Regions from separate parts of the Mus musculus genome. Here region 1 is linked to region 2. Evidence: chromatin loops called from intact Hi-C (ENCODE). Cell type or tissue: heart. All regions are shown on one strand. Each heading gives the region's core, and the rest is flanking DNA. Links, peaks and the distances in the headings are about the cores only. Region 1 holds the start of Tspan11 (tetraspanin 11). Region 2 overlaps Tspan11 (tetraspanin 11).

Region 1 (16,055 bases), core at 4,019-12,018, 65 kb before region 2:
TGATTCAGAGCCCTCTCGCAGTTAACAACCTCTGCAACCGATCCTGATCACAGGGGGCTGCTCCATTTCAGTCAAAGTCTCAGCCATGAGTTTGTTCTGTATGTTAAGTAGCGGTAGCTCGTGCAGAGCCACATGCGTTGTCACCTGGTGGAGGGAAGCTGGGTGAGCTGACTTGATTGGGACATAAGAAAATGAAGCACACAAGACACGCAAGCACGTATTAAAAACAAGACAGCCGGAAGAACGAGGGATAACATGGCATAGTGGATGCCTTGTAGTCTCTATGAGACCCAGTCCTACTGAAGCAGTGGGGTGGAACTATGGGTAAACACACTTGTCGGGCAAGCATGAGGACCATAGCACAAATCCCAGGGACCCACATCGAAGCTGGACACATGGTGTGAGCATTTGTGACACCAGGGCTCCTGTGAGGAGACAGGAGGCTGAGACAGAGCAACTCCCAGGAGGCCATGGGGCAGCTGGCCTGAGCATACAGCCAAAGCCTCAAGATGGGAGACAATAACCAAAACTGTTCCCTGACCTCCACGTGCACACCACGGCGTGCGTGTGCTCCAGCTCCTCCCTCCCCCACACCCTCTCTCTGTGTCTCTCACTCACTCTCCCCTTCTCTCTCACACACACTCATATTGGAGACTTACTGTTTTAGAAATCAGAAAGCAAACAAACAGACATGTCCTAAGCCCTGCCTCACAAGGTCAAGGTCAAGGAGAACTGACCATGCTGACAGAGCATAAGGGTATTTCTAGACACAGGAGCCAGCTAGACAAACAGGGAAGACAGGGTGAGTTTTCTGTTCTGAGCAGCCTGCGGTAGGACAGGAACCTATGGCCCTGAGAGCAAGCAGATTCGACAAGGAGGACATGTTACCGCTGAGCACCCACAAACTCAGCCCACAGCCCCACCACAGCCAGTCAGGGCTTGTGTTAGCTCACTCTGCAGCCCTCATCTTTGGCTTGTCACTGGGATAAAGAATGCATGGCGCCAGCTAAGGGGTATGAAGCTGTATCAGGACAGGACACGGCCTTTATTCAGGACCAGTTTCCTGGTAGTTACAATGTGGGTTAAAAGGGCAAAAATGGAGACTTTTGCTCAAAATTGTCAGAAATTTCAAAACAGTCAGTGGAGGTCTGGGTGCATCTGAGCCTGGAGCATTGTTAAGTGACTCTGTGGCCGCATGCCCACAAAGCCAGCATCACTTATAGTTGAGACCAGGGACCTTAGTGGAACATTTGATTAAGAAAGGAGGAGGGGGAAAGTTAAGGGAAAAGGGAGACAATTAAGTTATTAAAAACAAACAAACAAACAAAAAAACAACAATAACAACAAAAACAACAACAACCTGTAATGGTTTGAGTAAGAATGACCCTGATAGACTCAGATATTTGAATGTGTAGTCACCAGGGAGTGGAACTGTTTGAAAAGATTAGAAGGATTAGGAGGTGTGGCCTTGTTGGAGGAGGTGTGTCACTGGGGGTGGGCTTTTGAAACCCACAGCCCAACCCCTGCTGCCTATGGCTTAGGATGTGGCTCAAGACTACTACTTCTCTCCAGCACCATGTGTACCACCACGATAATAATAGACTAAGCCTTTGAAACTGCAAGCAAGCCTCCAATTAAATGCTTTCTTTTGAAGAGTTGCCTTGGTCATGGTATCTCTTCACAGCAATAGGACAGTGAATCCCTTTTTAGGTGAAATTCCAAAAATTCTGTTCCTTCTCATGAGATGACTCCATGATTAAAAAAAAAAAATCCCTTGCAGCCATGCAGTTCTTCCGAGTACTGTGTCACTGAAACACACACGTATTCTGCATTGTTCTTCATGATACAGCAGGGCTTACTGCACTGTGAAACTGTTATTAGGGAAGGTGACTGGTTCTAAGATAAATATCCAAATCGGCATCTTGACACAGAACAGAGATTATATTGTGGAAAAGGAATAAACGTGTAGGGTCTGAAGAGACCGTTTAGTGGTTAAGAGCACTTTCCGCTCTTCCGGGGAAACATGGGTTCAGTTCCCAGCACACTTATCAGGCAGCTCATAGCCACTTGTAACTTCAGCTCCAGGGGATCTACTGCCCTCTTCTGGCCTCTGTAGGTACTGCATTCAAGTGACAGACTCACACAGGCACATACATAAAAATAAAAATGAACCGTTTTTAAAAAGAATAAATGAGTGATACAGCTGGAAATGATAGAAGGCTGCTGCTGCTGACTAGAAATACCAATGTTGGATACTTAGAAAGTAATATTAGATTAATGAGGGAAAAAACCTCCAGCCAAACATGAATAAACTTCACAAGAAATGAATAGTGTCAGGCAACCCCCAAGTTTGAATTGGAAGGGAAAGCCTTGAAACTCAGTATCATCAACTGGATAAGGCAGAACACGTGGACCGACCACCAATGCTGCCCCACCCACCGGTGCTGCCCCGCCCAGTTCTCACAATAATGAAGAAATCCACAGACAGGTTCTTCCCAGGCTAATCTGCTATCATTTGCTTTGCTGAGGGGCCTTCAAAAGCAGCATCAAACCATGTGAGTTGGGAACACAAGACAGTGGAGAACCTCGGATAACTCAGTCCTGAAGAGAAGCAGAGCCTGATCTTCAAGGTCAGGCCACAGACTTTGCCCTGAAAAGGCCGGTTCTCAAAGCCACCGTGGAGGGCAACAGTCCTTCAACACACACCAGGAAGGTGCATTTAGCCCAAGAAAAAGCATTGTGGTTAAATACCACAGCCTATGTAGGAGCTATTTTTAGACACGTTTGAGATGGTCCTATGGTCAGGTAATGGATCAATTTATAAATGTTACTCAGAGGAAAAATGTGTAAAAATCCAAGTGAAAAATGTTCTTCTATACAATTTCCTCATTTCTCACTTCATGTCAGTTTAAACCCGTTTCCTTGCTGCTCAGCCAAAGAACAATGTGAACAGTCTTGTTTTTGATCTCTAGTAACCATTCACACTCGAAGAAGAAGGAGGAGGAGGAGGAGGAGGAGGAGGAGGAGGAGGAGGAGGAGGAGGAGGAGGAGAAGAAGAAGAAGAAGAAGAAGAAGAAGAAGAAGAAGAAGAAGAAGAAGAAGAAGAAGAAGAAGAAGAGAAAGAAAGAAAGAAAGAAAGAAAGAAAGAAAGAAAGAAAGAAAGAAAGAAAGAAAGAAAGAAAGAAAGAAAGAAAGAAAGAGAAAATGGCAGGGCAAGATTAATTTGAAAATGTCTTGCTCAACTCATACCTAAATTAAGACCTTTTCATTGAGTGATCAATGTTTTAAAATATTAATGAAAAATGTAAAACTTGTTCCAATTTGCAGACATTTGCTGTGTATTTTACCCCTAGGGTGCAAATCAGCCAGCACTCATTCCAATGTGATCAGCAACGTGGTGGCCAGCTACTGGCCAGGCTATGTGACTAGGGGCTGCTCAGCTGGACAGTGTGTCCCTGAAACCTTTGGTTGTGTTAGGTCACTTGCACAGCCATCGTTGCTGTGTTGCCGTTGGAGCTACTGTGGAGTTTGCCTAATGAATGACAGACTCTATGGCTGTGACGTGCCTTGTGATTGCTCCCTGTCTGTGCCTCTGGACATGTCACCCTCTCGGGCATATTGTTATAGCAAGGGGAGAAAAGCTGATGTGTTACCTAGTCAGCATTGGAATCATTTTAATCCTGGGTACTGGTATATTGGGACTTATGGCTTTACACATTTGAACTTCCTGTCTGTGGTGTTTTTCTGTTCTCTTCTCTTTCTTCCGTGCCTGACTCTCAAATGGATTAAAAGTGAGATTTTTAGGCACTGTGGATTTTTTTTCTTTTAACAATTTTGGTATTTATGTAACTTAGTTATAATTCTTTTAGTCATATTTAATATTTTTCAACAGATAGCTTTAATTCTAGTAATGAGTGACCATCAGTGGATAACGAATTCTTTGGTATATATATATATATCCTCTCATACAACACACACACATACACACACACTTGAGTGTCTAAGAAACAAACCATTTCTCTCTTTCCATTTTTAGGAACTTATCTGAAAAAAAATTTGATAAGCTGCCAACCATGTGAGACTTTTAATGTGATTTACTATTCAAAGGATGTTTTCTCAGATAACACAGCACTAATCTTTGATTCAACCTTTTAGATCGATCAGATCTCCTGCAACATACATAGGTAGATGTTGCTCATTATGACTTAAAAACATTGTATTCATATATAATTAACCAGTAGTAAATATATTTTAGAATATTTTTGAAAACCTTCTTTAAAAAATAATCACATAAAATGTTGTGTAGCACAAAGTTCCAGGGAAATTTGTGGGGTTTACACAAAAGCTTCCCTCCATCTCTCAATTCCTCCCTTCCTCCTTCCTGATGGCTTATGGACAGAGTTTATGGCTAGTGGCTGTTCTACACTTCCTCCCTCTTTCCATCCTTCCTCTCTCCCTCCCTTTCTTCTTCTTCTTCTTCTTCTTCTTCTTCTTCTTCTTCTTCTTCTTCTTCTTCTTCTTCTTCTTCTTCTTCTTCTTCTTCTCTCTCTCTCTCTCTCTCTCTCTCTCTCTCTCTCTCTCTCTCTCTCCCCCTCCCTCTTTCCCTCCCGTCCCTCCCTCCCAGGCATGTGACCCTTGTGACCGTTGATACAGAACGCTTACAATCCAGTTGCAAGCCATGGGAGCTCCCCAGAGAAGCTAAGAGTGGGTGAGAGCATTCCCCAAACTCACAGCTGCATGTATTTAAGCATCATTTTGCTTATTATCTATACATTTGCTTTGCTGTCTTGTTTGCTGTGTCTACATGTGTTTTTCCTATGTTTTGCTTTAAAGAATATGGGAAAAGCAGACTGGGAGGTATTTCATGTGGAATGCCAAGAAAGAAAGAAAGAAAGAAAGAAAGAAAGAAAGAAAGAAAGAAAGAAAGAAAGAAAGAAAGAAAGAAAGGAAGGAAGGAAGGAAGGAAGGAAGGAAGGAAGAAAGAAAGAAAGAAAGAAAGAAAGAAAGAAAGAAAGAAAGAAAGAAAGAAAGAAAGAGAGAAATCAGACCCTTCTGCTGTGCTCTTCATATTGCTAATGAAAATCAATAATTATTACAGTACTGACTGATCAGTGCAACTAATTTTCCTTGGTGTCACAGAAGCGCACCGCAGAGCAGCTCTGGCTTCTGCAGGAACATCCCTCTCCTGGAACCTACACCAACACCGTGAGACTGCGCTCCAGCACCATTTCTTTACGCACTAAGCATTAGGCATAGGTAGAAAACTGAACAGCTTCCAAGTTCATGGTCAAATACAGGCGGGTTGCCACTGGTCAACAGTTAGGAGCTGATCACCCCCAGTCTTCCTGGAAGAGCGGAAGTTGCTGAAATCAAGTCCCACATGTACTGTGGATGAAGAAACCAAGGCCAGTTTCATCTGCTCTGCGAGGTCGGGAGGAAGCACCATCACTAAGGCTAGCAAGTTATCTGTGATTTGTGTCTGCATTGCTCCCACTGCCTCCAGGAACATGACTGGTTTCTCCTAGAAGGGATGGGCACGAGTCTACACACAGCAATTCAGGGGCCATAGGAGCAGCTTAACCAAGCAAGGCTGGCAGCAGGGCCGGAGTTGGGTTGTCAAGGAAACCTTCTTTGCCTTGCAAGTCTCCTAGGTAGTGATGGGAAGAGGTTCTGAAAGACAGGTTGATGTTCCAGGGTGGAGAAATGCAAGTTGTACAGTTCCTGACCTGTGAATGCTTGAAGGTCCACAAGTACTCAAGAGAGGGCGCGCGGGGAAGGAGGCGCTGCTTTCATGTTCTGTGCCTGCCTGTTCTGATACCACAGCCCTTAGGCACGTGCAGCTGTTAAACAACCCAGATGTGTTAAGGTCCAAGTGCTCAAGCCTGGATGGGATCCCAGCGCTTGAACGATGGGGAAGGAGGATCAGAAATTCAAAGCCCACTGGGATGTAGCCAGTGAGCAAAAACGGGTGCAGAATGGAAGTCAAGAACATCCGTTTGTGTTTTTTTGTTGGTGGTGATGGTGTTTGGGGGGGGGGGTGTTTGTTTTGTAGGGGGGTGGAGTTGGTTGTTGGTTTTAAGGGGGTGTTTGGTTGGTTGGTTTGCTTTCTTTTATTTTTTTCATTCAACCTAAACTTTAATGTAAAAACTCAGTATTTGATTCTGCAACTGGAAAGCTCAAGTGTTCACGTCGCCTCTGAGTGTCAGTCCACTCTGCTTTCAGATGGCTCTGCAGTCGGAATCTAACTCTGGTCAACCCAGTACCTCCACTCAGATGCAACAGTACACGCAAACAGTTGGCACCCCAAGGGCTGGGGCTACCGATTGATGGACCAGCACGCACGTCAAGGGCTGGGGGCTACCGATTGGTGAGCCAGCATGCACGTCAAGGACTGGGGCTACCGATTGGTGGGCCAGCACGCACACCAAAATCCTGCATTCCCTCCCCAACACCACCCTCTCCCACAACCAGTGAACGCCAGAATTGGGACACGGAGTAAGCCAGCGTGTAAATGAACACACCATTAATTTTTATATTAACACACATGAACTGATACTCTTTTGAATGCATCACGTTAAATAAAACACATCACAAAAATTAATTCCGCCTGGTGTTTTACCTGTTGAATTTGCACAGACAAATCACAGCTGCGTATTTTTACAGGCTAGTGGGAGATATTATGATTTTTTAATGCAATGTGAGATGGCTTGATAAAACCCAATTAACCCACCCGTTCAGCACCCCCAACACTTGACTCTTTTGTGCGATGTGAACACTTTGAAGGTTTCTCCCTTCACGTTATTGAAATGTGCTGTGTTTGTTGATGGGCGCCTGAAGTTTGAACACGGTTTTCTGATTGAGATCTGATGGTAGTACAGAGTTCTCAGGAGGGGCCTTTAAGAGGGACCTTTCCTGAGACCTGAGTTCTTTTCTTTGAGAGCATGATGGTACAGTGTCTGCCCTGTTCTGCCCATCTTCTCTTTCATAGCCCCTTCTAGCCTTATCCTACCAAGGGGCAAGCAAATACAACCACATCATTCTGGACTTATGTCGCTAAAGCCATGAGTTAATAGATTTCTTTTCAAAAGTAAATTACCCAGTCTCAGGTGTTATGTGACAGCAACAGAAAATAAATTTAGACATTAGCAATACCCGCCATGCCACGCAACAGACCCTCTCCCAATGACATTTCCCAATGTCTGAGGGTCTGTAACCTTAACCATTACCCCTCTCCACCTCTCTATCTTCATATGTTTAAATATGGCTCCCAGAAACCTTCAAATTACATATTGCTGGGGTTTTATTATTGTTGTTGCTGTTGTTGTTGTTCTAGATACTTAATGTCACTAGAGAGATTACTGGAGACGGAATATGTTAACCCAGATGTTTCCTTATATCCTGGTGTCCCAGATCATTAAAGGAATCTCCAGGACGTTTTCTAGTCTTCTCTCTCTAATTACTGTTATCTATTAATAACTCTCATGAGTATCAACTCCCCTTCATCCTTACCCCACACACCACACTTCTCCCTGCTTCAGCCTACCCCACCCTTCCCCAGATGGCCCCCAAATTTTCTCACCCTCTTTTTGGTACCCCTCCTCTTTACTGTCCAGTCTGCCTTGCATTTATTTACTTATTTGTTTTCATGTGTCTGAGTGTTTTCCCTGTATACGTGTCAATACCACATGCATTCCTGTGCCTGTGGAGGCCAGAAGAGGGCACCATATCCCCATGACTGGAATTGCAGATGGTTTTGCGTCATGATGTGGATGCTGAGAATAGGTCCTGATCCCTGGAAGAGCAGCCAGGACTCTTAACCCCTCTCCAGGCCTGTCTGCCTTGGATTTTACTGGCAGCTTCTCTGATCCTTTGTGACCATCCCTGTTCCTTGGAATTGCCTCATTTGAGTCAATCCAAGCCCTGCTCCTGGCCTTTATGCCATTAACCCTTCCCCTGTGACCCCATAGCCAAAAGGCCAGAGAGATGAAGCCTCACTATCTTTGGCCTCCAGCCTGTGCAACCATGTGTTAAACAAGCCTCTTTCTTTTAATATAACCTCATCTTGAGTATTCTTTTACAGCAACAGAAAATAAGCCAAGACCTTATCTATACTTGCCATACGGCACAACAGATGGAGATTTGCATGCAGGAGACCACTAGAAGATACTTCTGGTACAACACCTTAAGACAGAAGCAAACAAGGTTAGGCAGAGAATGGACTTGAATTAGGGTTTTCTTTGGGAAGCTGTGGAATTGGAGTGGATTTCAGAGCCCTCTAGAGCAGAACCAAGAGAGTCACCTTTGTGTGCTCTGCATTCGGCCGGTGGGTCCAGGATCCATATCCGAGCACCCCTCCACCTGCTGTATCTAGTGTGTCACCCCACTTTCCATCCCTGTGGTGAAATGCCTGCTATAAAGGACTTTGAAGGAGATGGAGGTTTCCTTTGGCTCATGCTGCCCCTGGTCCCCATCTCACAGGCTCCTCCTTCTGCTGCACAGCTCTGTAGACCTCTCTGCTGTGTCTTTTCCTTTCACCACCTGCATCCCCAGTTCATCTCTCAGAGAGATTACAGCCATGACCTCCTCTGAGTCCCTCCGTCCCACTTTCTTAGCCCATCTTCCATTGCTTCAATGAAATACCTGAGACTGAACAAAGTATAAAGAATTAAAGTCTATGGCCCATGTTCTACGGGTCAAAAAACAAACAAACAAACAAACAAATGGCCATGTCTGGCAAGGGCCTCATACTGTGTAAGGTCATGGTAGCAAGTGAAAGAGGGGAGTTATTTCTTTCAGAAATAAGGGGCAACACCATGCTATACAATAACCTCTGGTCTGTACACACACATGCTCATGCATCTGTATACACACGAACACACATCTGTTCACAGATGAACACATCCACACACATGGACATACATTCACACAAATAAAAACGAAATAGAAATAATCCACCCACTGGAGTAACCAGTCCACTGCGGGAACTGAGAAATGAGTCCTTACCACTCAAATGCTCTGAAAGGCCCCATGTCCCTGAACCCTAGCCGCCAGCTCTCAGGATGAGTTCCGAAGGAGACAGTCCCTATCTCATCTCTGCTGTGACAGGGCATTCTTAGCAGCCAGCTGGCCTCCGTAGCTAGGAACCCTCAGCTTTGCCTGCTTCCTGCGACTGAGTGGTCAACCTCACTGAATTTAGAGTCACCTAGGAAACGCACCTTCCGGTGCTTCTGTGAGGATGTTTTCAGAAAGGTTTCACTGAGGGATTGTGTGTGAAAACAGCTACATGGGAATCTGAATAACAAAGAAAAACAAAGCAAGCAAACTGAGCGCTTACATTTGCCCCTTCTGCCTCCTGCCGTCAAACACTCAGTGACCAGCCACTCCTGCTCTGGTGGCAGTGCCATTCAGTCTGTGATCCCCTGCACACTCGAATTTCCAGACAGAACAAACCCTTAAGTTTCTCTTGTCAGGTATTGTGGCATTGCGAGGAGAAAAATTAATAAGCTACCAAGCCTTGCTCACTGCAGTCAAGGCTGGCTAAGCACGGGCTGTTCCTCTTAGTAAATCACACAGGGTGCTCACCCACTGGCCGGGCAGTGTGTGTGTGTGTTGGGGGGGGGGGGGAGGGCGGTCAGCAACTCTTCACCCTCACCCACTGGCAGAGACTGGGTCTTGGTTGTCTGTCCTTCCACTGTGTTCCAGTACGGAAAGGGATCTGGCTTTTCTTTGGTTCCAAGGAGGGTAAAAGAAATGATGGTCCGCAGGATTTTGACTCCCCACCCCCACCCCACCCCACCCCCAAAAAAACCGGTTCCTGTGTCTCAGGAGTGAGGAGAGAAGTGGGAGGCTTGTCCCTACATCCCAAGGAACCTGTCATGGATTCAATTCTTCCGGGATCCTGGAATTTCCCCCCACTTCATGAGGATAAATCTAAGTCTGGGACAGTGATTACTGATGAGTGGGTGGGACGGGACAGAGGGCCATCCGCCTCTCTTCAGCCCCACCCCCTCCTCACAAGTTTCCTGGAGCCACTTCTGCACAACTGCCAGGACCGAGTGCTCAGTGTGCTCTGCTTTGGGTGGGAAAAAAAAAAAGCCAGCTCCAAACAAAGAGCAGCCCCGGTCCCGCCCGCCCCGGGCCTGTGGGCGCGTCCCCCAGTCTGAGTGAGAGGGGCAGCCAGCAGCCACCGCGGGCCAGTGGGCAAGGAGCGCAGGGTGGAGCGGGCGGCTGTGGCCAGGACAGCCACAATCACAGCTCCGGATTCCCGATCCCTCGCTGCATCCAGCCTGGCGGTTTTGGCCGGGTAAGTGCAGGTGGCGGCGGGAGACAAGAGCGCCGGTGGGGTTGACATTAAAGCACCAAGCCGTCCTGGCATGGCTCCTCCAGCTCAGCTGCCCGTCCCTGGCACGACCCCAGAGGGGCTCAGTGGCCAAGAAAGTTGCCCTTGGATGAGGATGAGGCAGCGGTGGGTGCGCGCATGGGTGTCGCACTGTGCTCAGCGGGGTAGGGGTGGGGTTGGTACTACTCTGAATGTCTGCCTTGCCTTTCTTGACTGGGTTGCCTTTAACTTTGTGCGCCCAGCTTTGATAGCTTGGGCCATACAGAGTGTCCTGTGTATGACTGGCCCTCCGTCAAATGCCCCCCCCCCCCGCTTTGTTAATCCCAAATACTAGGGGCTGTCTCTTGTTTGTTAGCAGAGGCAAAATGCCAAGTCCGTGGCTGCTGGACCCCATGCAAAACAGGGTCTGCTAGCTGCTGGCAGCTGCTGAGTCTAGGACACTGGGGGGTTGGTTGTTCCTAGGCAGTCTGCCGTCCCAGGCTGAGCTATCCACCTGGGCCCTGTTGTGTATCAGTGGAAACTGAGTTAGGCAGGCCTTGTCACCTATGTCTACGTGCTTGGCTTCCTGTGTTGAAGAGAGAATGAGGGGGATTCTGGAATGTAGGGGTTTTGTTTGAATTATGCAGTGCCCACATGTGACTAGTTGTAAAGCAGGGAGAGGACTAGTTGGCGTCTTAACTTGGGCTTAGATTGCAGAGAGCACAGGAAGAAGCAACCAGAGGCTGGCAAGTGGCACATATTGTGGCAGGAAGTAGGAAGGGGTACCAGAAGAAGAAACAATTTCTAGAAAATTCCTAAGTGCACTCCAGGGTGTAGAGTTACAGTATCGTAGGGTCTTGGGGAGAAAAAGAGGGTAGGATTGAGCAAGACTAGATGGTCTGTGTTTAATTAATGAATCACTATGAGACAGCTGGTGGAGTTTGGCAGCCTGGGCTTAGACCAGAACTTAGTAGGGAGTTTAGCTGCCATGACTATGTCCCAAAACTGTATCCCAGGAGAGTTATCAGAGCTCCATGGCGTACTGTACACAGTGGGGCCACTGACCAGGTCCTACTTGTCACCTAGGTGGTTGGAGGAACAATGTGGAGATGCCTGGGATGGGGCTCTAAGCAAGGGGGCGGCGCTGGGAACACAAGTACCCGCTAGTAGCTTGGGAGTGTCCTAGTGGCCTGCATCTGCTTGGTCAGTGGTGGTAGAGGGAGCCCCTACCCTCAGCACAAGAGGGGTGTCTGTCTGGAGCCTGTGTCTGGACTCTTAGTTGGAAATGTGGGAATTACAGACAGGCCTCACATAGTTTCTGTCTAAATATCTTCTGTGACACAGGAAAAAAAGAAAAACAGGCTTGCATGGTCTTCAAATACTCTGAGCATCTTACCTCTGCAGAAAGCACACTTTCAGAAGAGTGTAGGTAAGCTGGTCTGCCATCTTGCTTTTAGCCATAGGACCCCCTGCAGTTTGCTCCCCAGAAAAGTAGAAAGCAAAGAAGTTTGTTCCCCAAGCTCACAGGTTTAGGATATTACCTGCAGAATCCTGCCTTTTGTGGTATAGGACTCTGGCATGGCTTTAGACCCAAGTGCAGTTAGGAGGTGGGAGGGTTTCAGCATTGATATTCAGACAGTACCCAACACCAAGACATGGTTAGGTGGCTGTGACCCTTAGATGTCACCTAAGACTTCACAGAGACTTCCTCACAGTAACTATTTAGTTAATGTTTGTGGAAGGAAAAAGCCCTGGGTATGGGGGCCTAGAATCACAGAGTTAAGTATTATCTGGGATTCAGTCTGTGGCTGTTTCCCATTGGTCAACAATCAACCTCAGTACCATTCTGGTCTTTGGTACTGTGTCAGCCAGGTCCTTGGGGCCTTTCTTTCATTCTGGGTGGTTTGAGAGAGCAAAAGAGTTGAGCAATGAGAACAGGGATGTTCTACGAATTCCTCTGAGGGGCCACCTTTGCTGCTCATAACCTGGTCCTGTTCTGGCTAACCCTGTGGGCTCCTGGGTTCTGATAAAACACCACATACAGGGCAGATAAAACCGGGGAGGAGGTGACTTGTATAGTGTACGCATGCCCCATGTATTCATCAAGTGTCTGCCATAAGCCTGGCACTTGCAGGTCCTGAGGAATCTATGAAGATACAACTGCTTCCCCTAAGCTCTGGTCAATGATATTAACCTCACTCCCAGGAAGAGATGGAAAAACAACAGGGTGGAAACCACATGACACTCACAGGCCCGTCCCGGCTTTGCCCTTCCTCCTGTGTGACCTTTTATGAGTCCCCTGACCTCACTGTGCTTTAATTTCCCTCTCTGTAGATCTGGGAAGGGATCTCTTCCAGTGCAGTGTGGGACTGGTTGAGGACAGCTGGGACGATTGGCAGAGGCCTTGGGTCTTGTCTGATGACCTCAGTGAAGTAGATGGAAGATAGCTTTGTGGGCAGAATGGCGTGCATGAGGCAGGCAGGTACTGCACACTGTGGCTGACGTGGGAATGGTGGAGTCCTATGAATTATGCACAGACCAGCCTTTTTTTCCTTTGGGACATCTCCTCTGGTCCCTGACTATGGTAGAGTTGGTAAATCCATTGGGAAGGATTCGGAGATGTCACAGTGTGGTGTTGTTGGAGGAGACATATCACTGGAGGTGGGCTTTGAGATTTCAAAGGCCTATACCAGGTCTGGTGTCTCTTTCTCTGCCTGCTGCCTGCAGATTAGGTTGTAAAGTTCTCAGTTACTGCTCCAGCACCATACTAGTCTGCTTCCTGTGTGATGGTCATGGACTAACCCTCTCAAATTGTCTAAAAGTATAAAAATGCCCCCCTCCCCCGCTAAACACTTTCTTTTATAAGAGTCACCTTGGTCAGAGTGTCTCCTCACAGCAATATAACAATAATTAAGATGCTATTCCTCAAGCACACCTGCGGGGTGCAGCCCCCATCCAACAGCCTCAACCTGCCTTTTCTACGACCCTCTTGAAAAGTGTACGCTCTCCAGGAACTGAGACTATTACACAGGGTTCTGGAAATGTGAGGCAGACTTCTCTGGGCAGGTCCTTGCTGTGGTCTGAAGCATTGAGCAGGCTCCCCTTATAGTGAGGCTGTAGGATGGCCCCTCAGGGCTTCTCAGCCTTACCCCATGTGACTTCATGTTTTAAAGGACCTTTGTTAATCGATTTTTAACCTACACAAGATATTTGTTTTAGTTTTAAAAAACCTAAAAGACCTGGCACCCGGTGGTTTAATTGTGCCATGTTTGTATTCTTTTCTATGTTATATCATTTTCATTTTAAGCCATCAGTTTAGGCCCTTCACTAATAGAGCAGGTTCGAGGATGTTTACAGAGAAGGAAAGCAAAGGTTGGGCTGGGGACAGCAATTTTCCAGTATGTCTGAGGCCTTGAGGAAATGGAGACTTAGTCAGGTAAGGGTCTCCATTTCTCCGAGCGTTCTTGAAATATTGCAATGAAGCATCGCTCTCAGAGCTACCTCAGGTGGGTGGGCACCAGCCTCCCGGCACCTGGAGACCACCTCAGCCTTCCCTGGCTTTGAACCTGTGTCCCTCCGAATCAGCTGAAGACGAGATGGGATGATCTATCCTTTTAGCCCTACGAACTAGCAGAAAGCTTGACTAACAGAGAGTAGATATCCACTGAAGGCTTATGGCATGGGCATTTCAGAGAGAGTGCCAGTCGTAACTGGCGATGTATCTTGGGAAGAGTTCTTCCACCAGTCAGAACCACCGTATAATTTGGGGGACACACTTCAGCACGGAAACGCAGAAGTCCACTTCGCTGTGCAGGAGACACCAGTAGGAACACAGAAACCCAAAGCCTTTCCTTTCTCCTTTGTTCTCTCTTGGCTCATCATGTTATTATCTCCTAACACTAAATGACATTCTGAGTAAAGAAGGATTGATTTTAAGTGACCAGTGTGACTTCTGCCACTAAGCGTTCGGCCATGCAATTCCCAGTTAAAAAAAGCCAACATCAAAGCATTTGACTTGTTTGGAAATCACCCAGCTCTCACAGTGCACAGGTTATGGGTGTGCTTGGCTCTTACTGAAAGGATAGCGATGCACAAAACAGGTCCAGCTGTAGCTCATGTCCTTCTACAGACACAGACTGCGACAGCTTTCAGCCTTGTGCTCCTACAGAGGAAAGAGGGCCCGAGGAGAGCTGGGGCCCTGTCAGGTTCTGTCTTCTCACCCACTGTCTGTGTTGGCTTCATTTGCCATGCAAACAACTAGCTCTTGCAGGAAGCAATCCATGAGGAAGATGGGGCACGACAACCTGCTTCTCAGGATGCTGGCCCTGCCACGTGCATTGGAAGCAGTTTCTGCTTCCAGCACAGGAACCTCAGGACAATTACAATGGAACACCTTATCTTATGCGGACTCTCGGAATCCTGGGCTTGTGCCACGTGAAGCAGCAGGGAGGGACGAAATGTGTGCAAATGTGTCCCTTTCCCACATCCATGTCCCGCTGGACCATTGGGCTTTACGAATAAAACTCAAGTTCAAAGGTGGCATTGTTAAGCATCTCAAGCTACCAACAGCAGAACAGTGACCCAGACTAGGGTCCTTCAGAGCCCATGGCCTTGTGAGCTACCCTGATTGCATGGCCATGAAGCTGCCTGGACCCATAATTTGGCTTTCATTGGGGTCATTTTAAGATGGTGAGCTGGCTAGTGTTATGCCAACTTGACACAGGGTAGAGTCATCTGAAAGGAAGGAACCTCAACTGAGAAAATGCCTCCAGAAAAATCTGGCCAATGGGCATTTTACTAATTAATTATTAATGAGAGAGGTCCCAGCCCAATGTGGGTTGTGCCATCCCTGGGCTAGTGGTCCTGGATTCAATAGGAGAGCAGAATGAGCAAGCCATGTAGGCAAGCCAGTAAGCAGCACGCCTCCATGGCCTCTGCACCAGCTCCTGCTCTGAATTCCTTCAGTGATGAATAGTGATATGGAAGTAAAAGCCAACTATCTTTTCTACCTAAGTTGCTTTGGTCGTGGGGTTTCAGCACAGTAATAGTGACCCTAACTAAGGCAGGTGGTGTCCCAGTTAGGACAGAACAAACCCTTCCAGCAGAATGGGGACATGGTGAAAGTTTTTATTTCTATGTCCAGGTCTCTGTCTTTCTGATTTCATCATTTGCATTTCTGTTATGCGTTGTGTGTTGGGAGAGGGGTGCATAAGTCCAATCCTCAATGTCACTAATACATACATATATACATGCACAAGAAAATACATAAATGGCTCAGAAGAAAGCCAGGTGCAGTGGCACATGTCTATAGTGCCAGCTACTCAGAAGGTTGAAGCAGCAGGATTATTGAGATTCAAGGCTAGCCTGGGCATCACAGCAAGCCCTCTCTCAAAACAAAACTCCAGGAGAAAATAAGAAAGGGTAAGGAGGGGGGTGAGCATTGTACACATGGTCTGAGGTTTGAAACAGACTGAGAGCAACACTGTCCTCGCTCTTGGTCTTAAGGATGCTTGCTCACTGTCTGAGCATGCTCACGTTTGCACCAAAGCTGAGCAGATAAGAGGGATGAAGGCTTTGTCGTCGAGCGTACATTCTTTTCGTTAAAGAAAAAAGATATGAGCAGAGAAGGGGCCGTGAAAAAGTACCAAGGAACTTCAGCTTGGGCACTCAGAGCCATAGAGCAGCGGGCTTTCTAGAAGCTGGAGACTGCTCTGTGAGGGGGCAGAGCTGGTGAGAT
Region 2 (16,055 bases), core at 3,055-11,054:
GTTTTGGGGCCAAGGTTTGAGTAACCCACCTCTTCCTTACAGGGAGGCTGTATGGCCAAGCTGGAACAGTTCGTGGCTGACCACCTGCTGCTCATGGGAGCGGTGGGTATTGGGGTAGCCTGTCTTCAGGTAAGTGAAGCAGGGAATGTCTTCCCTCAACATCTGTCTTGGGGAAAAACATGCCTGTCTGGCTCTCCCCACCCCTGCTCCACCCAACCCCCTTTCCCTTTGCAACCAAAGATGAACCACAGCATCAGCCTCATTCCCCCAGAGAGCCTTAAACAACTTGAATTGTCAGGAACTAGGGGACCCGGGACACATCTGAGTGTGGGGTCAGGTTTGTAGCATGTGCCCCGTGTGCACAGCACAGCCTGCTGGGATTGTGAAAACATGTATGCCAGGGTGTGTGCATGTGTGTGTTTGAGTTGCTCATGTCCACATACGTGTGCATGTACCTGCCATCATTCCATGTGTATTCATGTATGCTTCCGGAAAGATATGCCCAGTCTCCCTGAGGATGGACAAAGCTACACTCTCTTCTCAATACCTCTCCCCACATGCCCCTCCTCCAGCCTCCATCAATGAAGTGACCATCAGTTCCATCAATTGTTCCAATCAAGGAACCTTATGGAGGAGCCTTAGATGCTGAGAAGGCACAGAAAGTGGTCCTGTCCTCATGTATATTCCTACTTCCTTCCGATGGTGGCAGCTGAGTGGTGGCTACCACTTCTAGAAGGGCCTACACATCCTGCTGCCCTGCCTGCATCTCTCACCCCAGCGCTGGGAAGGGGCTGAACATTCAGACACCGAGATCCCATTCTGTCCCCAGCTCTGCATGACCTTGAGCCACTGCTTACCTTCTTATCCTTCAGTGTCTTCTGCAAAATGAGGCTCATCTTCCCTTCCACACACTGCCTATGTAAGAGCCAGGGATGTGCGGGAGCGCACACGGCCCACACCGGGCACACGTGCCTCCGTAGGTAGGTGCAAGCTGGCCTTTCCTGGTACTCTGTGGTCTCAGAACATTTTCAGATTCGTCCTCCTAATGGATCCTCACCCCAGACCCAAGCTGAGCACACTCCCTACTTCCCAGATAAGAAAACTGAGATCCAGAGAGAACGAACCTTCCACTTAAACCTGCAGCCACTCTGGCCCTCGGCTCTCCCAAGAGCAATGGCCTACGCAGAGGCCCGTGGGAAGGAAATGCATGGAGTGCTGATGTCATCTGACTGAGGAGGCTCCCAGTGTAGGGCTGTCTCTGGACCAAGGTCCACTCCCTGCCTAGTGGGACTGGAGGGCCAGCTGCAGTTTCACACGCCGAGAAGCAAGTTCCCATTCTCTCGGGGGAGAGCCTTCTTATTCTGTCACTGGTGATCTGGGCCACGTCACCTAGGGTCAGTTATATCATCTCTGAGCCTCTGAGGTTCCTAAAATGAAACCTTCTCCTATGATGGTTGGTCATATGTGCAAATCACAGGGCTCGTTACCAAACAGATGCAGGCACCCCACAAAAGATGCTCATTGCCTCTATTTCTACACAGGTCCATCATCTCCCCCAAATTCCCCATAGGCTCACTGCCAGACTAGGGAGCCCAGGGAAGTACATGGCATAGCCCTTGCTTTTTTACATTTTCCAGGATGGGCCTCTGCCCCTGTAGTGAACCCACAGAAGCTCTGGGGCCAGGCAGAGCTGCCCAACACTCCAGCTTCTGGGGTGATTTCCAGGTCTCCAGGGAACCCATCACCCAGGTTTTTAGGGGCCTGCCCTAGAAGGACACTGTCCACCTCAGTCCACTTCTTCCTGGCCTTTGTCTGCAAAATTGTAGTCAAAGGTAATGAACTTGAGGAGGGCCAGGCGCGGGGCTGCAAGTGCTCAGAGCCCAAAGTCAGAGCAGGTCAGTGCTACCAGCCAGTCTAATGTTTGTGCTACTCGCCAGTCTAATGTTCGTGCTACTCGCCAGTCTAATGTTTGTGCTACTCGCCAGTCTAATGTTCGTGCTACTCGCCAGTCTAATGTTCGGGCTACTCGCCAGTCTAATGTTCGTGCTACTCGCCAGTCTAATGTTCGTGCTACTCGCCAGTCTAATGTTCGTGCTACTCGCCAGTCTAATGTTTGTGCTACTCGCCAGTCTAATGTTCGGGCTACTAGCCAGTCTAATGTTCGGGGCCAGGCTACTGGGCAGGCAGCGTACCTGCAGGTTGTGACACCTCCTGCACTATGACTCTGCATCTCACTCCTTGCCCAGGTTTCTCCCATGTGGTTCACTGAGCAGAGGCTGGTAATGGTGAAGCCTCGGTTAGAGTGCCCTCTACTGGTCAGAGGTGGACATTAATCTGCCCTGTCCTCCAGGCAGCCTTTAGCCTTGAGAAAGGGTCCAGAGAACACACACACAATCTCTCTCTCTCTCTCTCTCTCTCTCACACACACACACACACACACACACACACACACACACTCTTACATAAATGCATGCACATTCATTCACCAAGGCTCAGGATACCATCCTAAGATGGTGTTCTTGTTTCTGAGAACTGGAGGCATCTTGCCTGTACTGGACTGTAAATGTATCCCCATGTCTTGCTGTGTGACCTCTGGGAAGCCACAGCCTCTCTCAATGCTTTTCATTCCCTTATCTGTAGGATAGAGAAACTGGAGAAATTATTTTAAATCGGCAGCCACATTGGACAGAGACTGGTCTGCTAGCATGGAAGGCAGAGAGCTCTTGGTGTTGAGACAGGAGGCAGGCCTAGCAAAAGGGCCACCACTGGCTGCTCCCATGCCCCTGGGGTACCTATATAGTGTCCAGCACTGTTTGGAATCTGCTGCTCTAGCCCACCCTTAGCAACCCTGTGCTTCCACTGCCCTGAGATTTTGCTAAGGTTGCTAGCCCACTGACCAGTACATGTTCAAACAATGGCCAAGGAAGCTGCCATACCTCAGGGTATCTTCAAAGAAAGCTTCCTCAGAGTTCAGGGTCTCCAGAGGAGCTAAATGGAGCCAGAGATGAGGTATGGAGGGCTTAGGAAGTGGGAGACGAAAGCTAAGTGGGGAATTCCCCTGGGGGTCTAGCAAGGTGGGGAACTGAGGAGAAGAAGTTACAAAAAGACCCCTCAGAGGCCTCTGAGTATAAATGAAATGGCGTGTGGTGGGCTTCACCGCGTTGTCTTTGTGACTGCAAGCAGGAGCAGGAGTTGGATGTCAGGAAGGCTAAAGGGAGAAGCCCCTCTACTCAGAGAGGTTGTCGTCCGGGCACACACTTGCTCTTCTCTTCAGCATGTCCAGGCTTGCTGCAGCCCCACTGTGCACCTTCACACACTGAGTAATCACACCCAAGCTCGCTCAGGTGGAGGGTTGCTGCTGGACCCGTCTTATTCATTGTACATTGAATATGGCTAGCTAGTCCCAGGGATGGAAAGTCACTGGCCGACGACCACACAGCCGCTGTGGCAGAGCCAACCAGGCCCCTCATTCCTCATGTTCTTTCTTTTCCACTGGCTTCCTCTCTTGTGGGTGGCTTCTACTCAGGCATAATCTTAGAAAGTAATTTATAGAATATTCTAGCTGGGAAACTTTAAAAAGGTTAGAGTAAGTAGCCTAGGAATCGTTTCTGGACATCCTTCTCACACACAGAGGACGCACCTCCCACCCAGGGGACGTGCAGAGGAGGCTCTAAGGCACACTGTGCACTAGCTTTGTAGCAGGGCCATGCTCTGCCCATGGAGGTGGGGGCTGTCATAGCCATGGAGAGGGGGCAGACAAGAACACAGGACATTGCCTTATAGTCAGGCAACATCAGCCTGTGCACTGGATTCTTAGGAAAAAAAATGAAGGCTGCCTTGGCCACTCCTGACACCAGGGAGAATTCTTGGAGGAGGCCGTGGATACTAAATTCTGAGGGGGTTTGACAAGAAGCAGCAGGAGACGGCTACAGAGTGAATGGGGAGACAGGAGCAGCTCATGGAAAGGCCTGGCTGTTTCACGCAGCCGGTCATGTGAGTCCTGGAAGGCCTGCTGGCTTCTCTCGGATGTGACAGGGGGTACCTTCTAGCTTTGGAAGAATCTTGCCTGCCAGCACAGGCTTAGAGGGACGCAATTACCCCCGAGGTCACACAGCTTATAGGTACCCAACTGAAACAGAACCAACCTCAACAGCCCACAGGTAGGATGCTGATGTGTTTTAGAGGCCGGAAAACAGACTGGCTGAGGCTGGGTCTGTAGGTCACTGAGGTGTACAGAAAGGTCATGGGGGCCAAGCCAGGCCTTCCTTTCATGCTTTCCAAAGATTACGAGCTGCTTGCTGAGAAACCTCATATGAAACCATGAGTACCATAGCTCCCTGTTTAAAAAATGCCCCGTGTGTGGCCAAGAGCTGTACCAAGTAGCATCCCTGTGTCCAGTGCAAGTTGAGTGACAGGAGTTGAGTGACAGGAGCCAAATCCAGGAGATGACCTACCTTTGCTTATATTGCACTCCCCCTGGGAATGTCTCTGCTGTCTCATGTTACCATGCTTGGATCATCCATGCTGACTTCTGTGTTCCCCCTGCCAAAAGGAAGACACTGGTACTTGCTTAGGTCCTAGTAACCTACCATGCTTTACCCTCTGTGAACTTATGACTAGATTTGTGCGTCTGTGCGCGTGCGTGCGTGCGTGCGTGCGTGTGTGTGTGTGTGTGTGTGTTTTCACATGTGTACTGATGGGGGCATCCTTTATCTCATCACATTGCACATGTGTGAGCAACATGTGCATGTATGTATGCAAGTGTGCACCTGTGCACATGTTACTAAGAGTGCACACTATCCTTCCACCCAGTTCAGGATGATATAGGTACATGTGTGCATGCGTGCATGGACATGTTTTGATGAGAGCGCCTAGCCTGTGCCCTTGCACTGCCTGTTTAAGGCATCCATCTCAAATAAATCACGTATGTCAGGGAGCTGGGTTCCTGCAAGACCATCTAGAGTGAAGTGCATGCTGAGGAGAGGCGGGTCTAGCCCACAACACACGTAGGCCTGCCCTGTGTACATCAGAAAGACCCAGATAACCCATGGTGAAAGCACCCAACCCTGGGATGGAGACAAGAGCGTGATGCAGTCCCTGGGTGCATGTCTAAGGACTGAGAATGGATGGCTGTGACAGAGCCTGCTTAAAGCCGGTGGAGGCGAGATAACCTCTTAAGCCGCCTTTGGGCTTCTGATCCCGAGTCCCGAGGTGGATTAGCAGTGCTCTTAGCACAGAGGCTAAAGCCGAAGGCAGCATTTGTGGCCTTGGTTGTCCACCCTCTTGGGCCTAGGGCAGGCGAGTAGGAAGAAGATGAGGAGGGACAAACCTAACCTGGATGGCCTGAAGCCAGCCTGAAGGACAGGCAGCTGCCTCAGGCTACACTCCTCTTCATGAGTCTATTGCTACTCTGGCTGGAGCTGCATTGGCGCAAAGACTATGGGGTGCAGAATACAGATCCTTTGTAGTTTGGGAATGGGAACTGTATAGGAAACTGGGCAGGTGGCACCCTCTGTCTCCTGATCCAGCCAGTGGATCCAGCAGGGGTACTGGCAGGCAGGATGCCAGAGTCTCCATGCTGAGCTCCTAGGAACCTTAGGTGTTCCACCCAGAATTGTGGTGGGCTTTAGTTTGGCTCTGGAGCCCTGGGGCAGCAGGAAACAGGAAGCCATCTTAGAGAGAAAAGATGCTTCAGACAGCTGTGGTGTGTGAGTGGGGAATGTCACCACAGAAGAGCCAGATAAACGGAGCTGCCTATAGAGAACCTCTAGGCTCACCGGTCAGTAGCACAAACTGGGAGGGTGCTGGAGGGGATAGCAGCCACTGGGCCCCATCCAGACCCACAGAACTGCTGTGTGTTTTGTAACCAACCATGCTCCATGGTTTGAGCCTATTCTAGCATAAAAGTCATACTCTTTGGGGAGCACTTCTCAGAGCTTGATCCCTGACCCCCGCCCCACATCAACCCCTCCTGGGATCCTGTGAGAAACGCAGGTCCTTCCTGGTGGGCAGGGTGTGAGGGGGTGTAGCTCTCCAGCCCTCTCCAGTGTGAGCAGCTGCCTCCCAGCATCCAACCAGAAGAAGCTGGCTTCTCATGGCTCTCTGCTCTCTCTCTCTCCACCCGGCAGATCTGTGGGATGGTCCTCACCTGCTGCTTGCACCGAAGGCTCCAGCAACAATTTTATTAAAGGACACCCATGTACCCTGCTGACTGGCCCACCCAAGGGACCACATCTCCACTTCCTGAACCAGGCCTGCAAAGTCATCGCTGGGGCTGTGGACTCGCTCCACCCTATGCAGAGGCCACCAAATGTCTGTGGTTGTGGTTCCTGTGCATCCCGACTGGCAGGGGCCTCAGCTAACTCCTCCATTCCTAAGTACTCAGCCACTGCCAAAATCCTTGCCAAGGGATGATCCTGGCCAGAGGCAGCCAGAGCCCTTTGCCAGGCACTGGGACGCTGTGGACTACAGGGGGGCCAGAGCTCATCTCCCTCTGATCCATCTCAGTGTCTGAGTCTGGAATAGAAGGCCGTCGGATGGTCCCTCTGAGAGTCCTATAGGGCTTGGCGTGTGATTCCCACTGGCATGTGGCCCCAGGCTGGCTCTCCTTTGGGAAAACCAGCACTTTGGGCAGACCAGGTTAGCTCAGCCTTTTCCAAAACCTGGCTGGTTTTTCAATCTCTCCACAGAATAGCTGGCCAAGACCTTCCTGTAAGGTATAGGGCAGAAGTGATCAAAGGTGGGGCATCTTAAGGTAGCTGTTGAAGCCAACAGCACAGGGCACTAAGGAAGCAGGTTGGTCACAACACCTAGGAAAGTCACACGATGGTCACAATCCCCAGCCTCTGGTCCTGTTCCCAGGCTTGACTTCCAAAATGTCAGGCTTAAAATGTTAGTGAATGTAAAACTATCTCCTCGACCAGGTGGGGGGCACACCACAGTCTCAGCTGCTGAGGAGAGGATGCGACGCTACGGGGAAGGAGGAACTCTGCCTGCACCCCATCTCCTGGTGCCCTTGTGACCTCACTGTTTCTCTTCCATGCATTCTCCACTTCCTTGTCCACTGTGCTGGAGTAGATGCCGGCCCTTCCTTCGCTCCTCTCTTTAGTCACGGAATGACACAGGAGATTCAAGGAGAACTCATGTGTTAAAAGACACGGAAAGAAAATTCTAGAAAAATTAAAGGTTGATAGTAGGTATCATAGACAACCATAGGGACCCCCCTGTGATTATTATTACTGTAGGCAGCTTTGCACACCAGGGCTCCACTCCTAGCTTCAGTCTTCCCTGCTTGGGTCCTGCTCATCTCTCTACAATAACAAACCTCAGTTCCGACATGAACCAGCAGCAGCAGCAAAAAGTGTCCAACTGGTTGTCTACCTGGCTCAGTTCTCACTGTGGTGACCCCAGATCCTGCTGATCTGGGTCAATTGTTGGAGAGAGATGAGCTCCCACCCACACATGGGTGGACTAAGGGCCACTGGTTGCAGTCACCAGCACAGGTGGAATTCCACTCTCAGGGCAGGAAGTAGCTGTGTGCACAGAGGGAACATCAGGCTCTCAGGTCAGACAGCCTCCTACACACTGGCGTTCTCCAGGGGCTACTCGGAGCCTGGACTGGCTTATATTATTCACCTGAAGGACCAACACTAAGAAGAAGACACTCACTCCCCAAAATCCCAGACTACACTACATATGGCTCAGAGAAAAACCTCAGCTTCCTCCACCTTCCCAGGATTCACGCAGATACTCAGACTGGCTGTGGTTCCGAAGCTTGTAGATGGAGGATGGAGAAGAAAAGTGGTGGGGCCCAGGTAATGTTCTCCCCAAAAAGGCACTGAGGGAGGTGATAGTGTGCAAAGGAATACTGTGGCCTCAGGCATCTGCTTTGGTAGGCTCATCAGGGAGATGAGGTCAGAGGTGATAAGCAGCCACTGTTGGTACAGACTTGATGCAGAGGTAGTCCAGGAGAGCATGAGGCATCCACTCAGTCAGAGCCACAGAGTGAGCAGACAGCCCCAAATGTGACTACCTTGACCATACATCAGCCTTGGTGACAAGATGGGGTGAGAGGACATGAAGCACATAGTAGGCCAGGTTCGTTCCAGCAGCTTCGAAGGCTGGAGCCAAGTCTGTAGTGAGGTGTCCCCAACAGTTTCATGCCAGAGTATTTCTACCTATTTCCCACTCAGGGACGGGGCCCTGTTCCGAGGTTATCGGTCTGGATTTCTTAGAGAAAGGGAAGGACACACCTGTAGAATGTCACCCTCAGTCCTGGGTCAGCACAAAACATACTGGGGTCCCATGCCAGGCCCTGAACTTGGTGTAGCTCAAGCCAGTGGACCCTCATTCTAAGCATATAAGTGAGCCACCATTCCCTAAACTCAAAGTGGCCACCTCAAAAACACAGCCCACCCCTAAATCCCCCAGTGACCAGTATTGGGGAACAAGGATGGACCTTAGTCTATGACATCAGATGGGGTGTCTCCATGCATTCGTCCCTTTCCCTCCCCAACAGTGCATCCCCACCCTCACCCCATAGCACCATTGGCATGTATATATTCTTCACTATGCTATTCATAGTGACACCAACGGGATGTGCTATAGTCCCCATTCTGTTGATGAAGAAACTAAGGCTTGGACAAGCTGGACATCAGTGGTGATTGCTGTTGCCATGGCCCCAGTCAGGTGGACCTAAAGAAATCTTGTCTGGGTGCCTCTCCTCCCCAGCACCAGCTGCCACAGCTGCCAGGGAGGTATTCAGGAGCAGAGTGTCCTACGTGGTGTGGCCAAGTAGTGGCAGCCTTGACACCTCCCAGGTTGGATGGGAGCATCCTGCATGGCCGATCCCAACAGCTTTCTGTTAAAGCAGACACCTGTCTCATTTCGGAACGACAACCAGGTCCTCTGGAGCAGCTAAGAAGGCCAGGGCTCATAGGAATGGCCCGGAGCACACTCTGGGGTCCTTCAGAGCCATGATAGTGAGAACAGGGACTGTCTTAGAGATCACTCTCCATAAAGATGGGAGTCACACCATGTGGGGATCACACTGTATCCACTCAGAGTCACCCAGGTATGGAGGCGCCCTGGATGCTGATGCTGAGACTCCCCTCAGGCCAGGCTCTCCTCTACCTTCTTGCCCAGCTCCCAAGCTCCTATTCTGATTATTTGTTGTTTCTGAGTGGACACAAGGTGACTTTTGTCCTGAGTGCCTTCACCCTTCACATGGCCATAGGGGCTCAGCTCCTAAAGATGCCGGATGTGGGGGTATGCACAGCAGGCCAGTGTGATGAGCCACTTTGAACTCAGAATCTGCCTCTCTGGACAGCTTCCAAGGTTTTGAATAAATGGATCAGTGAGAACCTGCCAGCTTTGAAATTGCCCCCTTGCCTGTTGGCTCTACTAGGCTAGGGGCAAAGAGGCAAGAGAAGGGAGGGCGGCTGAAGTTGTTCAGGAGAAAAGCAGCCAGCTTTGTGGCTGCCAAGTGGCTCTTATGCCCTCCCTCCATGGCCGGTGCAATGTGTCTTACACTTGCTGCCCCCTCAGCACCTCCAGAGGAGCCCTCAGAACAGGACTCTGCCTTCCCAGGGTTGCTCAACCCAGAGCCAACAAGTGGCATTCCTGCTAAGTCCCCAGGGAGCGGTGATGCCACTAGTGGACAACCACACTGAGCCACAGAATGGACCACGTGAGGACACTGCCCCCTTCCTTCAGATGTCAGAGCCTCCAAGTGCCCAAAGTCATGCAGGCCACCTGGCCTGAGTCACATATGGAGCAACCTGAGATGATTCCCCCTGGGTCCACAGAGAGGGTGGGATGAAGCCAGCCACAGAGTGGTTGGCAACCAGCTGTGTACGTGCTTCTCGACGGTGCATGCTCAACACACCTGCCCCGCTGAGTCTATGACTTTGGTCAGTAGGTCAGATGAAAAGGTACCCCTTAGACTCCCAGATACCACCCTTTTCTATATGCCTTGGGGTGGCTTTGCTGCCTCCTGGTCACTCTAGCATGTCCAGCTGGATGCCATGCCTCTGTCATCCTTCCCCTACTGCTTACACACCTGTGAAACTTGCTTGTATCCCACGCCAGTACTGACAGAGATTCCAGAGGGCCCATTGTTTGGAAGCCGGATGGGCTCCTGGGTCTAGCTGGCCCGTGAATGTGAATTATTAGACATGCTACAAAGACAGAAGTTGCCTTAACCTGCCACTTACAGTGAAGCTCCAGTTATGGGATGTGCCTCTCTCCTGATGGGTGCATGCTCAAGTGCCTTGTCCTTATGGAGTCAATAATAAAGGACGTTTTACCGTGGAGCACCTTCTGCCGATCTGGTGGTGCAAGGAGACCCTGGGCCCTCTGTTCACAGAATGCACTGCGCGCCCCTGAAGCTTCCGTGTAGGTCATGGCTCCCCTACCTCGGCAACAGGCTGCCGCTCATTCAGCATCTCACTGTTTACTTGTATGTACTTGAATGATCTCTTCTGCTTGTGAGTATCATTAATCCCACACTTCAGGCTGCTGACGAAGGCAGAGAGCTGAATCAAGTGTGTTCTGCTTCCAGCTTCCAGTCTTCAGTCAGGGAGCATGGTCACAATTTCCTACAAGGCGTACCTGCTACCTTCGTGACGTGAGATGGCACTGAATCGGCCTCCTCCTGGGGCAGTACTTTAGAGGCTGAGACAGGAGGATTGCTAAAGGTTTGAGGCCAGACTGGGTTATTCAACAAGTTCCAAGCCACCCTGAGCTAGTGTAGCAATCTGCTAGAAGGGAAGGGAAGGGAAGGGAGGGGAGGGGAGGGGAGGGGAGGGGAGGGGAGGGGAGGGGAGGGGAGGGGAGGGGAGGGGAGGGGAGGGGAGGGGAGGGGAGGGGAGGGAAGGGAAGGGAAGGGAAGGGAAGGGAAGGGAAGGGAAGGGAAGGGAAGGGAAGGGAAGGGAAGGGATACAAGCAATGATTCCACAGGTAAAAGCTCTTGTTGCATAAACCTGACAGCCTGAGTTGGAGCCTCAGAACCCATGGTAAAAGGAGAGAACTTAATCCCTGAGGCTGCCTTCTGATTTCCACACACACACACCGTGGATCATGGGTACCCACTGACACACCTCTCTCTCTCTTCTCTCTCTCTCTCTCTCTCTCTCTCTCTCTCTCTCTCTCTCCACACACACACACACACACACAGAGTGGGGAGGGGAAGTCAGAGAGTGGGGAAAATCAAACAGGCTAGGTGTGATGAACACCTCTAATCCCCACACTCAGGAAGTAGAGGCAGATGGATCTCTGAGTATGTGTCCAGCCTGATCTACATAGTGAGTTCCAGGCAAGCCAGGGAATAGATAGTAAGACCATGTCTCCAAGAGTAAAAGTAATACACTTTTAAAATTTTAATAAAAACAGAAAAGGAATTGGTGATTCGTCTCGGTGCTTTGTAAAGGCACATGGCGACAAGCCTGGTGACCTGACTCCAATCCCTGGACCTCACGGTAGAAGGTGTGAACTGACTCTTCAAAATTCTCTTCTGCCCTCCAAAAGCAAGCTCAGCACGTATGTCCCCTCTCACAAGTGTAATAAGTAAAAAAGCAAATAAAAAACAAAACAAAAAACCGAAAGCAAACCAGATTGGAATGCTTGCTTATGCACCAGCTTTCTTGATATAGGAGTAGAAGACAGTATTTTGTCTTTTTGGATGAAAACATACCACCTCCTAAATTTGCTACTCTTTCTGGGAGTAGCTGAGGTCTGGTGGGGTAAGCTGGGCTGTAGAACCCTAAGACATAGGGACTCCTGGAGGAATGAGACCCGAGAAGACTCACTGTGAGCAATCCTAGGAGGTCTGGCCACTTGCCATGTACGGATGGAACTGGGCCACCCATACATGGGGATCTACCCTACTAGGGAGCTCCAGGGCCTGGCCAATCACAGCAGAGCCCCTTGGTATTTGAGAGAGAATTAGGGGATTGGCCCTGGTCTAAGACATTTTTATTGTCCTCTCTCCCACTAGAGTGAGCTCTCTGCTTACCCTTCAGTATTACTATGAGTGTGCACATGTGCACACAAGTGCACAGACACACCCAAGGAAAGTAAGTGGTATTGCACACTCTTCCCCACTGCAGACGAGCAGCACTAATGGTGCTCACAACTGTTGTCACTAATGATGTTTACAACTTCTGTCACTAATGGTGTTCACAACTGCTGTCACTAATGGTGATCACAATTGCTGTGACTAATGGTATTCACAATTGTTGTCACTAATGGTGTCACAACTTCTGTTACTAATGGTGTTCACAACTACTGTCACTAATGGTGTTTACAACTGCTGTCACTAATGGTGTTCACAACTACTGTCACTAATGATGTTCACAACTGCTGTTACTAATGGTGGCTCACAATTGCTGTGTAAATGGCTCTGGCAGCTGACAAGGTGCACAGGCGGCATGAGCAATGGCAAGATCTGCCTGGGGCTTCAGGCTGGCCTGTCATGTGTCATGTGCCACCACTTCCCAGAAAATGCCAGCACTTTATAGCAGCCCTGGGTGCCTAACAGGATGTCACAGGGAAGGTGCTCATGGAGCCTGGAGCTCTTTTCTGCCTAGTTATAAACATACAGGGATCACTTGCTGCATTTTCCTGTTTCTGCCTCTGGTTGGAATCCTAATGAGTCCGGCAGAAAGAAGACAACAGCTGTGGACCCAGGCAGAGCCCTTGCATCAGGCATGTGCATCTGGCTTGCAATCCACCCTGCCCATCAGCCAGGGGCAAACACTATTACCGTAGTAAGAATCTCACAAAATCAGGGCATTACTTTTCTCATTGCTGTGACAAACTGCCTGACAGAAATAACCTGAGAGAGGAAAGGTTTGTTAGGGCTCATGGGTTCTGAGAGATTTCAGTCCATCGCATCCGGGAGACACGCCAGTCTGTGGCCGTGAGGGCTTGTGGTAGCAGCTTGTTCACTGGTGACTGACAGGAAGCAGAAACTGACACCAAGGGTAAGTGTGACCTTCAATGACTTCCTTTCTACAGATGGGCTCCACTTTCTGAAGGTTCCACGGCCTTTGAAATAGAGTCGCAAACTGAAGAGCAAACATTCAAGACATGGGACACGTGGAAGACATTTCAGATCCAAACCACAACAGCCATGACCAAGAGTGTTGAACAACCACCACTGGTCTGAGGGTTGTTTTTTGTTTGTTTGCTTGCTTGTTTGCTTGTTTTGTTTGTGGTGTTAAGGGATAAAACCCAAGGCCTCCACACATTAAGCAGGTGCTTTATCACTGAGCCACATCCCCAGTCCTCCATCAGACTTTCAAATTCTCTAACTGCTTTAGAAAACCCTAAGCTGACATCCAGATGCCACATGCAGCGTGCTTGCCCTGGATGGCCAGGAGGTAGTAGCATGGCTGAGTCCTTAGGTAGTAGCATAGGTCTTGCTTGAAAAATATGTTTCTATATATTAAGGATATGTCCAAACTCCAGGAATTCAATGTAGAAAGTCTGAACAGGAATCAGACAAAAGACAGGGGGCTTCCTGATGCCACTAAGCTACAAAGGTAGCTGCTTCTCACTTTAACCACCTGGTGCAGGGCTTCACAGAACATCAGCCCAGACTAAGTTCCAAAACTCTCTACCCAGAAAAAAATTCTGGGCAACAGGTGCTGACCACAAGATCCAGTCGGGAGCTTCCTCAACCAAGTCACCTCTCTATTCTATGCCCAGAGCTGCAGAGAGGGAGCAGCCCGTGCCTTGAGCTACCCCAGAGGCACCTCAGCTCTCTGTTGGCCTCTGAGGGTACAAAGGAGCATTTCTTATGGGGGGATCTTCAGGCAAGAGAGTTGGCCCTGCAGGCAGGCCTGCAGAGTACTGCTATTCTTTTTCCTGGCTTAGGGAGACAATGGGCCATCTCATGACTGTCAGACTCAGCAAATCCAGAGAGCCTCCCCATCTTGCTGAATGCTTGAAGGGATGGGGAAAATGTCAATATTTTTGTGTCTGAATGACATTTATTTAATCTGACTTCTGTGGATTATTGAGTGGTGGTGCTGAGCCAGCTGGAGCTGAGCTAAGGCCCTGGATGCATATCTAGTAAGCTCTTTTCAATGTTCTCTCTCTCTCTCTCTCTCTCTCTCTCTCTCTCTCTCTCTCTCTCTCTCTCTCTCTCTCTCTCTCTCTCTCTCTCTCTCTCTCTCTCTCTCTCTCTCTCTCTCTCTCTCTCTCTCTCTCTCTCTCGCTCTCGCTCTCGCTCTCCCTCCCTCCCTCCCTCCCTCCCTCCCTCCCTCCCTCCCTCCCTCTCTCTTTCTCCACCCCTCTGTCTCTCCCTAAAACATCTACTCCCCTCTCCACATCACCCTCCTGTGTCCCTGGCTTTCAGCCTGGGTAATGGGTAATGTTTTTCTGTGGACCCTGCCTTTAGTTTCAGGACTCAGTATTTGCACTAGTCCAGGAACAAGCTGGATACCTTTACACCTTTTTATTATTTTGATTTTATGTGTATGGGTGTGGTTTTCTCTGTTCACGGTGTGCATGCCTGGTGTCCATAGAAGCCAGAAGAGGGCATCAGCTCCCCTGTAACTAGAGCTACAAATGGTTGTGAGCTGCCCGTGTGGATGTTGGTAATCAAACCTGGGACCTATGGAAGAGCAATGCTCTTAACTGCTATGCCACCTCTCCAGCCCCTCTAAGTTTAATAGTGTGCATTCATCGTATAAAGGGAAGTTTGGGTCATATTGTGGTCATCCCTCTGTGTCCTCTTTGGTCCCTCTCTTTTATAACTCCTTATAGCTTTTTCTTTCAATAAAATCTAGATTACACATACCAAGAAAAAGTGTGATATTTGTATGAATCTGCCTTATTTAATACGATGACCCAACCATTTTCTGGCCAACGACATGATTTTGTTCTTTTAAAAATGTTTAAAGATTTATTTTCATTTTTATGTGTATGTGTCTTTTTCCTGTATGAAGACATTTGCCCCAGATGTGTGCCTGGTGTCCACAAAACTCAGAAGAGGGTTTTGGATCCCCTCAGACTAGAATTATGAATGGTTGGAAGCTACCATGTGACTGCTGGGAATCAAACCTGGGTCCTCTGCAAGAATACGGAGTGCTCTTAACTCCTGAGCCACCTCCCCACTCCCATGATTTTCTTCTTTAAGTTGGATGAAGCTTTAATGGAACATAAATTCTTTTATGTCATCTTCACATATCTGTATGATAGGCATCATTCTCACTTTGTTGATGGCAAAGTCAAGACAAGATCAGAGACTAGCTGGGGCTCCCAGTTCAATCCCCAAATTACAGCTCTGCCTCTCTCCATGGTACTTCTCTAAGGCATGCAGGTGAGGAAGGTGTCTGGGGTCTAGAGGCTCTGAATGATATTTGTGGGAGTATTTTGCAAGTCTGAGTAGCAGTACAAACACCAAGATCTGGCGATGTCACACAAGAACTTCTGCCACCTCTTGCAGTCAGGGCCAGACAATATGATCTCTCGCTGCTGTGGTTCATCTTTAGTGTCAACCTGACTGGGCTTAGAATCACCATGGAAACACCTCTGGACATGTCTACAGGGATGTAACTGAGAAGACCCACCCTGAATGTGGATGGTACCATTCCACGGGTTGGGATCCAGGACCGGATTAAATAAAGAAAGGCATGTAGACCACCAACATTCATTCTCTCTGCTACCCGACTACAAACATGGATCGGCCAGCTCACTCACATCCTGCCGCCCTGTATTTCCTGCCATGATAGACTGCACCCGCAAACTGTGAGCCCAAAGGAATTCTTCCTTCCTTAAAGTGCTCCTGTCAGATAAATAACACACACATCTATCAGTGCAAACAACTAGTCACCTGCCTGTCCACGATGAATGATTCAGGTGAATGGAAATGCTCCCCCCACCAGGAGATCTAATTAACCCCCACAGCTCATCTCCCCTCTAAATCCCTGCAGATAGGCTGTCCCTTCTCAGGTGGATATCTCACCGAAGGCCAAGGCTAAACACCTTGACTTGGGCTCGAAACCTCAAGTTCTATCACTCCTGCATGGACGATTGGGTTCTTGACC

Evidence for each region. Hi-C counts contacts between places; a loop is a spot of excess contacts. Peaks named below come from ENCODE experiments on the same cell type or tissue, not always from the same donor. Only the 100,000 strongest peaks of a DNase experiment are listed, where the experiment ranks them.
Region 1: it touches region 2 in a loop (7-fold over the local background); 1 of 42 quality-filtered maps calls a loop at or near these places.

What each region holds. Positions count from the first base shown.
Region 1 is chr6:127,877,576-127,893,630 of GRCm38, forward strand. It overlaps Tspan11 (tetraspanin 11), which reads left to right and starts at 10,047. Exons shown (of 8, transcript NM_026743.3): 1 at 10,047-10,303. In heart, for the core only: a CTCF peak has its summit at 7,689 (motif pointing right); a DNase peak (open chromatin) is centred at 10,136; H3K4me3 peaks cover 1,700 bases; H3K27ac peaks cover 859 bases; H3K27me3 peaks cover 1,308 bases.
Region 2 is chr6:127,943,665-127,959,719 of GRCm38, forward strand. It overlaps Tspan11 (tetraspanin 11), which reads left to right. Exons shown (of 8, transcript NM_026743.3): 7 at 43-129; 8 at 6,129-9,367. The coding sequence ends at 6,188. It overlaps Gm15870 (a long non-coding RNA gene), which reads right to left and starts at 1,189. Exons shown (of 3, transcript XR_003956523.1): 1 at 858-1,189. In heart, for the core only: no CTCF peak of the experiment used is centred there; no DNase peak of the experiment used is centred there; H3K27me3 peaks cover 2,136 bases.